2 separate regions of the Homo sapiens genome follow, and region 1 is linked to region 2. A link is a loop called in an ENCODE intact Hi-C map of the cell type or tissue named here. Cell type or tissue: A673. All regions are shown on one strand. Each heading gives the region's core, and the rest is flanking DNA. Links, peaks and the distances in the headings are about the cores only. Region 1 overlaps PPP6C (protein phosphatase 6 catalytic subunit). Region 2 overlaps RABEPK (Rab9 effector protein with kelch motifs).

Region 1 (5,377 bases), core at 230-5,229, 50 kb before region 2:
TGTTAACCTCAAAACACAAGATATATGTTAGCAAGAACTGCACATTTGACTGAAGGTATATATAATACAAAAGTTCAATTTTATGCTTCCAATTTTAGTAGTTCGAGGTTGGTCTCTAACTTTCTGACCTTTGATCATGGCTGTACTTCACATCTTAAAAAGTCTACAACTGGGGGAAACACTACACTGGGGGAAAACATGACTTGGTTTATTCCAGTTTTCAGGAATGTGTTAAGACACTGCTTATATTAATATCCTTTATGTTAGCAAAATACAAATGTTTACTTTGAGAGAGAAGTTACATAGAAACTTCTACACTACACTGGGGGAAAACATGACTTGGTTTATTCCAGTTTTCAGGAATGTCTTAAGACACTGCTTATATTAATATCCTTTATGTTAGCAAAATACAAATGTTTGAGAGAGAAGTTACATGGAAATTTTAGGAAATCAATTCCTAAAGTCTACTCTAAAGAACTGTAATTTTAACAATCAAAGATGACATAATGGGACCTCCATCTAGGAGGTGATGACATGCAAGTGTCAGATTTTTTTATAATCTAAAAAATCCAGAAAACACCTTGAAAAACCAAAAGAAAATCAGCCTGTAAGTAAGTAGCCAAAACAAGACTTTACTCATGGAGCAGCCCCTAATCAGAGTCAATTTACACACATTTCTGCTCATTTACACAGTCATATTTAAAGCAGGGAAATTGCACAGGTGACAGTAAGTCCTGTTGGCATCCTTTAAAGACTACATTGTTTGCAATGTATTATTAAGTCTTATGGCCCCAACTACACTGTATGCATATAGCACTCTATGAGTAATCTGTTCAGCTTTCATTTCCCAGTGAAAAAATTCTACAAATATACATGAGACTAAACACTGACAACAGAATCTAAATATGAGGTATGCCCCTCCTGTTACTGCTTTGAAATTCTTTTTTTTTTTTTTAGACAGAGTCTTGCTCTGTTGCCCAGGCTGGAGTGCAGTGGTGCGGTCTCGGCTCACTGCAACCTTCACCTCCCGGGTTCAAGAGATTCTCCTGCCTCAGCCTCCTGAGTAGCTGGGATTACAGGCACGCACCACCATGCCCAGCTAATTTTTTTGTATTTTCAGTAGAGACGGGGTTTCACCATGTTGGTCAGGCTGGTCTCAAACTCCTGACCTCACGATCCACCCGCCTCAGCCACCCAAAGTGCTGGGACTACAGGTGTGAGCCACCACGCCCGGCACTGCTTTGAAATTCTTACAAACACCCAGCAGATGAAAAATTGAGCTAAATATTTTCTAGCTCATTCATCAGTGATTTGCTGTGACATCATGGACCAACAATTTTATTTTTCTGTACCTTTGCTATTCTCATTCCCACTAAAGAAATGATAAATTTTCAACAATATATGACAGGAGAACAGAAATGAACTGAATGAAAAAAGTGCCTAACACCAAAACATCTCCTGTTAATCATAGTTATTATGAGCAGTATGTGTTTGTACTTTATATCTTCTACCTACCCCCAACCCCACCATTCCACAGAAAACTAATGCTGCATTATTCACTTCACAAATGTAATTATCAACAAATTCCATCACTAATTTGACCACTGCTTTTATTCACCAAAAATGTAAACCAGGAATCATTTGTGTCACAGAGACTGAGGCAACCTAGCTTACCACCAGTTGTGTTTGTTGATGTTGTTGTTGTTTTAATTTTGCAGCACATGTGAAAACACACATGGATCATGGACAGTACAAAACTTAAAAATCTGCTCATGAAATTTTACCTGTCCATGGATATCTCCACACACTGTTACTGGTGTTGATACTGGCTGAACATTTGACTCTTCTAAGAGGAGGTCACAAACGTAGTCACATAGCCGCTATAAAAAGAGAAAATAAAAGGTAAACATTTACTACAACATTAAAACTAAAGATAAAATACCAAAAAAGAAAAATACCAGGTCTAATACTTACAAAACCCAAGTATACTTTTTGATAGGAAAGTACCCTGTGATAATTCGGGGGTTGGATTTCTGTCAGCTGTCACACAGAATTCTTAATGCAATGCAAACTACCTACAGAGACACTAAGGTTCTAGGAGACAGACAGCTTTACAAGAACTGTAAAATGATGTTTTTCACCAAACACACACACACATATACACACACACACACACACATATATATATATATATATATATATATATATATATATATGAAGAAATAATTTTAACAGTAAAAGGTTTTTGGGTTTTTTTGTTTTTTTTTTTTTTAAACGGAGTCTCACTCTGTCTCCCAGGCTGAAATGCAGTGACACGATCTCGGCTCACTTCTACCTCCATCTCCCAGATTCAAGCAATTTTCCTGCCTCAGCCTCCCAAGTAGCTGGGGTTACAGGCATGTGCCACCACACCCGGCTAATTTTTGTATTTTTAGTAGACACAGGGTTTTACCATGTTGGCCAGGCTGGTCTTGAACTCCTGACCTCAGGTGATCCACCCACCTCAGCCTCCCAAAGTGCTGGGATTACAGGCGTCAGCCACCGTGCCCAGCCAGTAAAAGATTTTTATCTGGTAATTTAAAAAATAAATTGCAAACCACACACTTACCATTTGACCCAGCAACTGTAGTCTTGGCAATAAAAACATGTTCAAAATCTGTATATAAATACTCGCAGAAGCCTAATGCATCATAGCCCAAAACTAAAAACAAATCAGATATCCTTCAATGAGTGAATGGTTAAACACATTTTGGTACATCCACACCATGTAATACTACTCAGCAATAAAAAGAAACGAATACTGCCACACAACAACCTGGATTCATCTCAAGGCATTTATGTTGAGTGAAAAAAATGAAACAACAGAAAACTGTCCCAAAAGGTTATATACTGTATAATTCCATTTATATAACCTTCTTTTTTTCCCTTTTTTTTTGAGACAGAGTCTTGGTCTGTTGCCCAGGCTGGAGTCCAGTAGCACAATTTCAGTTCACTGCAAACTGCCTCCCAGTTCAAGTGATTCCCTTGCCTCAGTCTCACAAGTACCTGGGATTACAGGCACACACCATCATGCCCAGCTAATTTTTGTATTCTTAGTAGTTTCACCATGTTGGTCAGGCTGGTCTCAAACTCCCAACCTCAGGTGATCTGCCCGCTTCGGCCTCCCAAAGTGGTGGGATTACAGGCATTGAGCCACTGCACTCGGCCGTGTTTACACATTCTTGAAATGACAAAATTAAAGAAATGGAGAACGGATTAGTTGTTGTCAGGGGTCCAGCAGTTGCAGGAAGGAAGTGGGTGTGGCTATAAAAGGGCAACATGAGGAATTCTTGTGATGATGGACCTGTTCTGTATTTTGACTATAGAGTTGGATACATGAGCCCTTACCCAATAAAACTGCAAAGAACTGAATACACACAAACACACACACACACACACACACACACACACAAACACACACACACACACACAAACACAAGTAAAACTGAAGAAATCTGAACATCATGAGGTGATGATCTTGGGTTGTACCTAAAGATCATGAGTTGTATCAGTGTCAATGTTGGCTGATGTTGTATTGGTTGTGGCATTACACTATAGTTCTACAAAATGTTACCACTGGGGAAAACTGGGTTATTTTGAAATAAAAAGGCTAACTATAATTAATTATAAAATTCAAATCTAAAACTGAGGAGCCAGCTGGGCACGGCGGCTCTCGCCTGTAATCCCAGCATTTTGGGAGGCCAAAGTGGGTGGATCATTTGAGGTCAGGAGTTCAAGACCAGCCTGACCAACATGGCAAAACCCCCTATCTCTACTAAATATAAAAATTAGGCTGGGCATGGTGAATCACGCCTGTAATCCCAGAACTTTGGGAGGCTGAGGTGGGTGGATCACAAGGTCAGGAGTTCAGGACCAGCCTGGCCAACGTAGTGAAACCCCGTCTCTATTAAAAATACAAAAATTAGCTGGGCGTGGTGGCAGGTGCCTGTAATCCTCAGCTGAGGCTGAGGCAGGAGAATCACTTGAATCTGGGAGGCAAAGGTTGCAGTGAGCCGAGATTGCACCCATTGCACTCCAGCCTGGGCAGCAGAGAGACTCCCTCTCAAAAAAAAAAAAAAAAAAAAAAAAAGTAGCCAGGCGTGGGGTGCACAGCTGTAATCCCAGCTACTCGGGAGGATGAGGCAAGAGAATCGCTTGAACCCAGGAGACAGAGGTTGCCGAAAACCGAGGTCGCGCCACTGCACTCCAGCTTGGGAAACAGGGTGAGACTCTTTCTCAAAACAAACAAACAACAACAACAACAAAAAAGATGAGCCTTTTTTAATTTTATTTTTTTGAGACAGAATCTCGCTCTGTTGCCAGGCTGGAGTGCAGTGGCGCAATCTCAGCTCACTGCAATCTCTGCCTCCCAGGTTCAAGCCATTCTCCTGCCTCAGCCTCCCGAGTAGCTGGGATTACAGGCATGAGTCATCATACCCAGCTCATTTTTGGATTTTTAGTAGAGACAAGGTTTCACCATGTTGGCCAGGATGGTCTCGCTCTCCTGACCTCATGATCCACCCGCCTCGGCCTCCCAAAGTGCTGGGATTACAGGCGTGAGCCACCGCACCCAGCCAAGCCATTCTTTTTGTTAAAGGAACTCTAAATGTTTGCACTTCAAAAATATTTGTCCACTGAAAGTAATCAAACCAAAAAATGTCATAGAAAGCATATGATTCTCACACCAACGTTCTGGAAAAGGAAGTATACATCCCTGCTATATACAGGGAACTGGAGGTCTCAGGTGGAACCTTCCTTCCTACCTGAGACCAGTTTGTACTATTGCCAAAGGCTTATTGGATTTTACGATAGGTCTGCCAAGAAAGGAGAAATTAAACTAACAAGCATAATGAAATCACTTAAACATTAATTAAGGAATCTAAATGCTATAATCTCATTAATATATGAGAAACACTTTAACAGTTACAGCTACAACAATAGCTACACAGTAGCAAGAACAGAACTCAATGGGAGTGGGAGGGGGGAAAAAAGGGCTCCCAAAAGACAATGAGGGGAAATAGAGTTGTTAATTTCCTAAACATTATACAAAAAATCAGAAAACTTCAAAATAAAATGATTTGCCTTCATTCCTAGGGTAAGTTCCTGATCTTAAAATAGCACCTCAAAGGCAAGATCTTCTTTTTGGCCTGGAATCCTTCTGGCCTTGAGTCCCTGGGTAGCTAGCTCCTGTTTGTGTTGAATTTTCCACACCTATATGCTTCAACAAATCAATCCATGGTCCTGCCATATAGTACATCCATCACTCATTAAAAAAAATAACAAAAACAGGCCAGCCGTGGTGGCTCACACCTATAATTCCAGCACTTTAGGAGGCTCA
Region 2 (5,377 bases), core at 114-5,113:
TTATTTATTTATTTATTTTTAGTAGAGATGGGATTTCACCATGTTGGCCAGGCTGGTCTAGAACTCCTACCCTCAAGTGATCCACCCACCTTGGTCTCCCAAAGTGCTGGGATTACAAGCGTGAGCCACTGCACCCCTGGCTGATTTTTTGTAGAGACAGGATATTGCTTTGTTTCCCAGTCTGGTCACAAACTCCTGGGCTCAAGCAATCCTCCTACCTCGATTTCCCAAACTGCTGAGGTTACAGGTGTTAGCTGCTGCACATGGCCTGCCTACTTTCTTTTATTGGCCACATTTTCTGGGAAATCTGGCACACCTGGACTCTGGCATCTAGTGGGAATGAATGTTAGCAGATGTTAGGGGGAGCGATAGTGAGCAAAGTAGAAGAGGGTTCAGAGAGGATATTTGAAGGCCTCCAAAACAAATTGACCTCTTTTTTTTCTTCTTTTTTTTTAATATGGAGCCTTGCTCTGTCACCCAGGCTGGAGTGCAGTGGTGCAATCTCAGCTCACTGCAACCTTCACCTCCTGGGTTCAAGCGATTCTCCTGCCTCAACCTCCTGAGGAGCTGGGATTACAGGTCCCCACCACCATACCCGGCTAATTTTTCAGATTTTTAGTAGAGATGGGGTTTTACCCCATGTTGGCCAGGCTGGTTTCGAACTCCTGACCTCAAGTGATCCGCCCGCCTTGGCCTCCCAAAGTGCTGGGATTACAGGCATGAGCCACACTGCACCCAGCCTGACTCCATTCTTGTGCTTACAGCTTTTAAATCTTGGGGATTTTGGACTGTCTTGGCAAATCCTAAGTATCATCTTCATTCTTCCTTGATGTTTGTGAGTATGAGATCCCTGCCCAAAACTATGCTGGCCCCCCTGGGGATTGGAGTTTGGAAACTGACTTCACTCAGCCCCAGAGTCAAGGTCAGAAGCCCCTCTACCTGGATATTTTAAGTGCCTGCATTCTCTCTGGCCCAGAAACCAGGACGTGGACCACGCCAGAAGTGACCAGCCCCCCACCATCCCCAAGAACATTCCACACATCATCGGCAGCCATTGGAAACCAGCTATATGTCTTTGGGGGCGGAGAGAGAGGTGCCCAGCCCGTGCAGGACACGAAGCTGCATGTGTTTGACGCAAGTATGGACTGGTGGGCACCTTGGGGCTGGTCAGGGCCATCCCAGTTTACACATTACCTAATATAGGAAGCAGAAGTTAGAAAAGGAAAGCCTGACTAAGTGTCTCACTTCTAGACTTCTTTGTTATATCTCTTAGCTGATATCTTTTTCCCACAGCAAAATTGGCATTTAAAAAGGGATAGTGAGGCCTGGCATGGTGGCTCACACCTGTAATCCCAGAGCTTTGGAAGGCTGAGGCAGGTGGACCGCTTAAGGTCAGGAGTTCGAGAACAGCCTGGCCAACATACCTTTTCTCTACTAAAAACACAAAAATTATCCGGGCATGATGGTATGCACCTGTAATCCCAGTTACTCAGGAGGCTGAGGCAGGAGAATCGCTTAAACCCAGGAGGAGGAAGTTTCAGTGAGCCAAGATTGGGCCACTGCACTCAGCCTGGGCAACAGAGCAATACTCCATCTCAAATAAATAAATAAATAAATAAATAAATAAATAAATAAATAAAACTAAAAAGGTAGGCCGGGAACGGTGGCTCACGTCTGTGATCCCAGCACTTTGTGACGCCCAGGTGGGAGGATCACCTGAGGTCAGGAGTTTGAAACCAGCCTGGCCATCATGGCAAAACCCCATCTCTACTAAAAATACAAAAATTGGCCGGGTGCAGCGGTGGGTGCCTGTAATCCCAGCTACTCGGGAGGCTGAGGCAGGAGAATCACTTGAACCCGGGAGGCGGAGGTGGCAATGAACCAAGATCGTGCCATTGCACTCCAGCCTTGGCAACAGAGCGAGACTCTCTCAAAAACTAAATAAAAAAATAAAAAGGTATAATGATCAAGTTAAAAAGTTTAAACCATACAATTTATAAAGTAAAAAAGTAAAAGAAAGAATAAGAAAGACAAAAAACAAACAGAAGTAAAAGATTCCCCTTCAGCCTTTCCTTTCCCCGCCTCAGGTACATGCCTGGGTGATTTTTTTTCTTTTTCTTTTTTTTTTTTTGAGATGGAGTCTCGCTCTGTTGCCCAGGCTGGAGTGCAGTTGCCCGATCTCGGCTCACTGCAACCTCCGCCTCCCGGGTTCAAGCGATTCTCCTGCCTCGGCCTCCCAACTAGCTGGGATTACCAGCATGCACCAACATGTCCATCTAATTTTTTGCGTTTTTAGTAGAGACAGGGTTTCACCATGTTGGCCAGGCTGGTCTTGAAGCCTGACCTCAGGTAATCTGCCCACTTCAGCCTCCCAAAGTGCTGGGATTACAGGCTTGAGCCACTGCACCCGGCCAGATTTTTGTATTTTTATTGTAGAGATGCAGTTTTGCCATGTTGCCCAGGCTGGTCTCAAACTCATGAGCTCAAGCAATCTGCCTGCCTCTGCCTGCCCACCTCTGCCACCACACTCAGCCAAAATTTTTACCTTGCAAAGTAAAATTGGGAAAATTAAGAGATAGCACATTCCCAAGCCAGAGTATTTGGGAAAAAAAAAAAAAAAGACACATCACAGTGTGACTTTTCTCTTTCCAGAAAGAATGGGCTTTGTGATTCTTTTAAAGCAGTTTTAAAAGTTTAAATAATATTGGTTTTGAATATATAAAACTATAAGGAACAAGAAAAAAAACATATGTATGTGTATATGTGTGTGTGTGTGTACATGTGTATGTACTATCACCCCAAAATTAAATTACTGTTAACATCTCAGTGTATTATCAATCTTTTTTTTTTAAGAACAGAGATAATTCAAACCAGATGTGGTGGCTCACGCCTGTAATGCCAGGACTTTGGGAGGCTGAGGAGGGCAGATTACTTGAGGTCAGGAGTTCAAGAGCAGCCTGACCAACATAGTGAAACCTCGTTGCTACTAAAAATACAAAAAATTAACTGGGCGTGGTGACGCACACCTGTAATCCCAGCTACTTGGGAGGCTGAGGCATGAGAATCACTTGAACCCCGGAGGCGGAGGTTGCAATGAGCCGAGATCTTGCCACTGCACTCCAGCCTGGGTGAGGGAGCAAGACTCTGTATCAAAAAAAAAAAAAAAAAAAAAAAAGGACAGAGATAATTCTATATGTTACATTTGCATCCTATATTTTTCACTTAAGCATTGTTCCATGCAATCAGAAAGTCTTCACCAGCATTTTGAAATGATGATTATTATATAAATATTAGAGTCAGGGTCTCACTGCATTGCCAAGGCTGGTCTCAAACTCCTAGCCTCAAGTGATCCTTCAGCTTTGGTCCCTCAAAGTGCTGGGATTACAGGCATTGAGCCACACCACCCGGCCTTCACCATCATTTTTAATAAGTGCTTAGGCCAGGCGCGGTGGCTCACGCCTGTAATCCCAGCACTTTGGGAGGCAGAGGCGGGTGGATCATGAGGTCAGGAGTTCGAGACCAGCCTGGCCAAGATGGTGAAACCCTGTCTCTACTAAAAATACAAAAATCAGCCAGGAATGGTGGCGGGCGCCTATAATCCCAGCTACTCAGGAGGCTGAGGCAGCAGAATTGCTTGAACCCAGGAGGCAGAGGTGGGTGGATTACCTGAGGTCAGGTAATCCTGGGCAACATGGTGAAACCCTGTCTCTACTAAAAATACAAAAAATTAGCTGGACGTGGTGGCAGGTGCCTGCCTGCCACCCTCTGCTGCAATCCCAGCTACTAGGGAGGCTGAGGCAGGAGAATCCCTTGAACCTGGGAGGTGGAGGTAGCAGTGAGCTAAGATCACGCCACTGCACTCTAGCCTGGGTGACAGAGCAAGGCTCTGTCTCAAAAAAATAAATAAATTTTTTAAAAAGTGTGTAATATTTCCTCATGGCTATACTAATAATTAAACCTGCTCATGGACACTTAGGCTATTTCCAATTTTTGTCTATTATAAACAATACTGTAATGAACAAGCCAGGTATGCTGACTCATGCCTATAATCCCATCGGCTCAGGAGGCTGGAGGACCGCTTGGGCCCAGGAGTTTGAGGATGTAGTGAGCCATAATTGCACCACTGCACTCCAGCCTTTGCAGTAGAGCGAGACCCTGACTCTAAAAAAAAAAAAAAAAAAAAAATGCTATAAGGAACATATTTATGCAGAAACCATTTCAGGTAATTTTAAATTAAATTCCTTGGGACACTGGGGACTCCTTGAACAACCAGCAGGCATACCATAAACAGTAATTCAAAGACAAATTGTTTGGCAGACCTTTGTTTCAAAGAGTTTTTGCAGGCTGGGCGCAGTGGCTCATGCCCGTAATCCTTTGGGAGGCCACTTTGGGACACCAAAGCAGGTGGATCCCTTGAGGTCAGGAGTTCAAAACTAGCCTTGACAACATGATGAAACCCTGTTTCAACTGAAAATACAAAAAATTATCCAGGCATGGCGGCAGGTGCCTATAATCCCAGCTACTCGGGAGGCTGAGGCAGGAGAATCGCTTCTCCTGGAGGAGGCAGAGGTTGCAGTGAGCCAAGATCGCACCACTGCACTCCAGCCTGGGCAACAGAGCAACACTCTATCTCAAAAAACAAAAACAAAACAAAAAAAAAAAACAACAGAGTTTTTGCAGTACTCCTTTAAGACTTTTCTGGTATATAGAAATGATTAATTTTCCAGAATTCTATATATGTACAGCTTTGAAGATAAGAAGGGTTGCCTGTAGTAAAACGTAATAATCATCATATTCATAACTCTCATGTATTGGGTACTTTTTTTTCCTTCATGCTTTATGTATATTATCTCATTTAATTCATACCTCAGCTCTTAAAAGTAGGTATTGTCTTTTTTTTTTTTTTTTGAGATGAAGTCACGCTCTGTTGCCCAGGCTGGAGTGCAATGACACAATCTTGGCTCACTGCAACCTCCACCTCCCGGGTTCAAGCAATTCTCCTGCCTCAGCCTCCCGAGTAGCTTGGACTGCAGGCACATGCCACCACGCCTGGCTAATTTTTAAAATATTCTTAGTAGAGATGGGGTTTTACTGTGTTAGTCAGGATGGTCTCGATCTCCTGACCTCGTGATCCGCCCATCTTGGCCTCCCAAAGTGCTGGGATTACAGTCATAAGCCACTGCGCCCGGCCAGTATTGTCTGTATCCTTATTTTACAGCCATAGAAACTGCAGCTTAGAGAAGTAATTGGTGAAAGGCCACATAGTTATATAGTGAGATAACCTGGTTTCAGCTCCAAATCCCATATTCTAACCATTATCCTATACTGCCACATCAGGAGTCCCTGCTAACTTTTATTTAAGACTAGTCTGTTTTTT

What was found. Hi-C counts contacts between places; a loop is a spot of excess contacts. Peaks named below come from ENCODE experiments on the same cell type or tissue, not always from the same donor. Only the 100,000 strongest peaks of a DNase experiment are listed, where the experiment ranks them.
Region 1: a loop joins it to region 2, with 6 times the contacts of the local background. A loop is called at or near these places in 1 of 110 quality-filtered maps.

Annotation. Positions count from the first base shown.
Region 1 is chr9:125,169,301-125,174,677 of GRCh38, forward strand. It overlaps PPP6C (protein phosphatase 6 catalytic subunit), which reads right to left. Exons shown (of 7, transcript NM_002721.5): 2 at 1,785-1,880. Among named protein-coding and RNA genes, the nearest start is that of PPP6C, 18 kb to the right of the region's middle. In A673, for the core only: no CTCF peak of the experiment used is centred there; a DNase peak (open chromatin) is centred at 3,281; H3K27ac peaks cover 1,381 bases.
Region 2 is chr9:125,219,563-125,224,939 of GRCh38, forward strand. It overlaps RABEPK (Rab9 effector protein with kelch motifs), which reads left to right. Exons shown (of 8, transcript NM_005833.4): 5 at 977-1,138. Among named protein-coding and RNA genes, the nearest start is that of HSPA5, 19 kb to the right of the region's middle. In A673, for the core only: no CTCF peak of the experiment used is centred there; no DNase peak of the experiment used is centred there.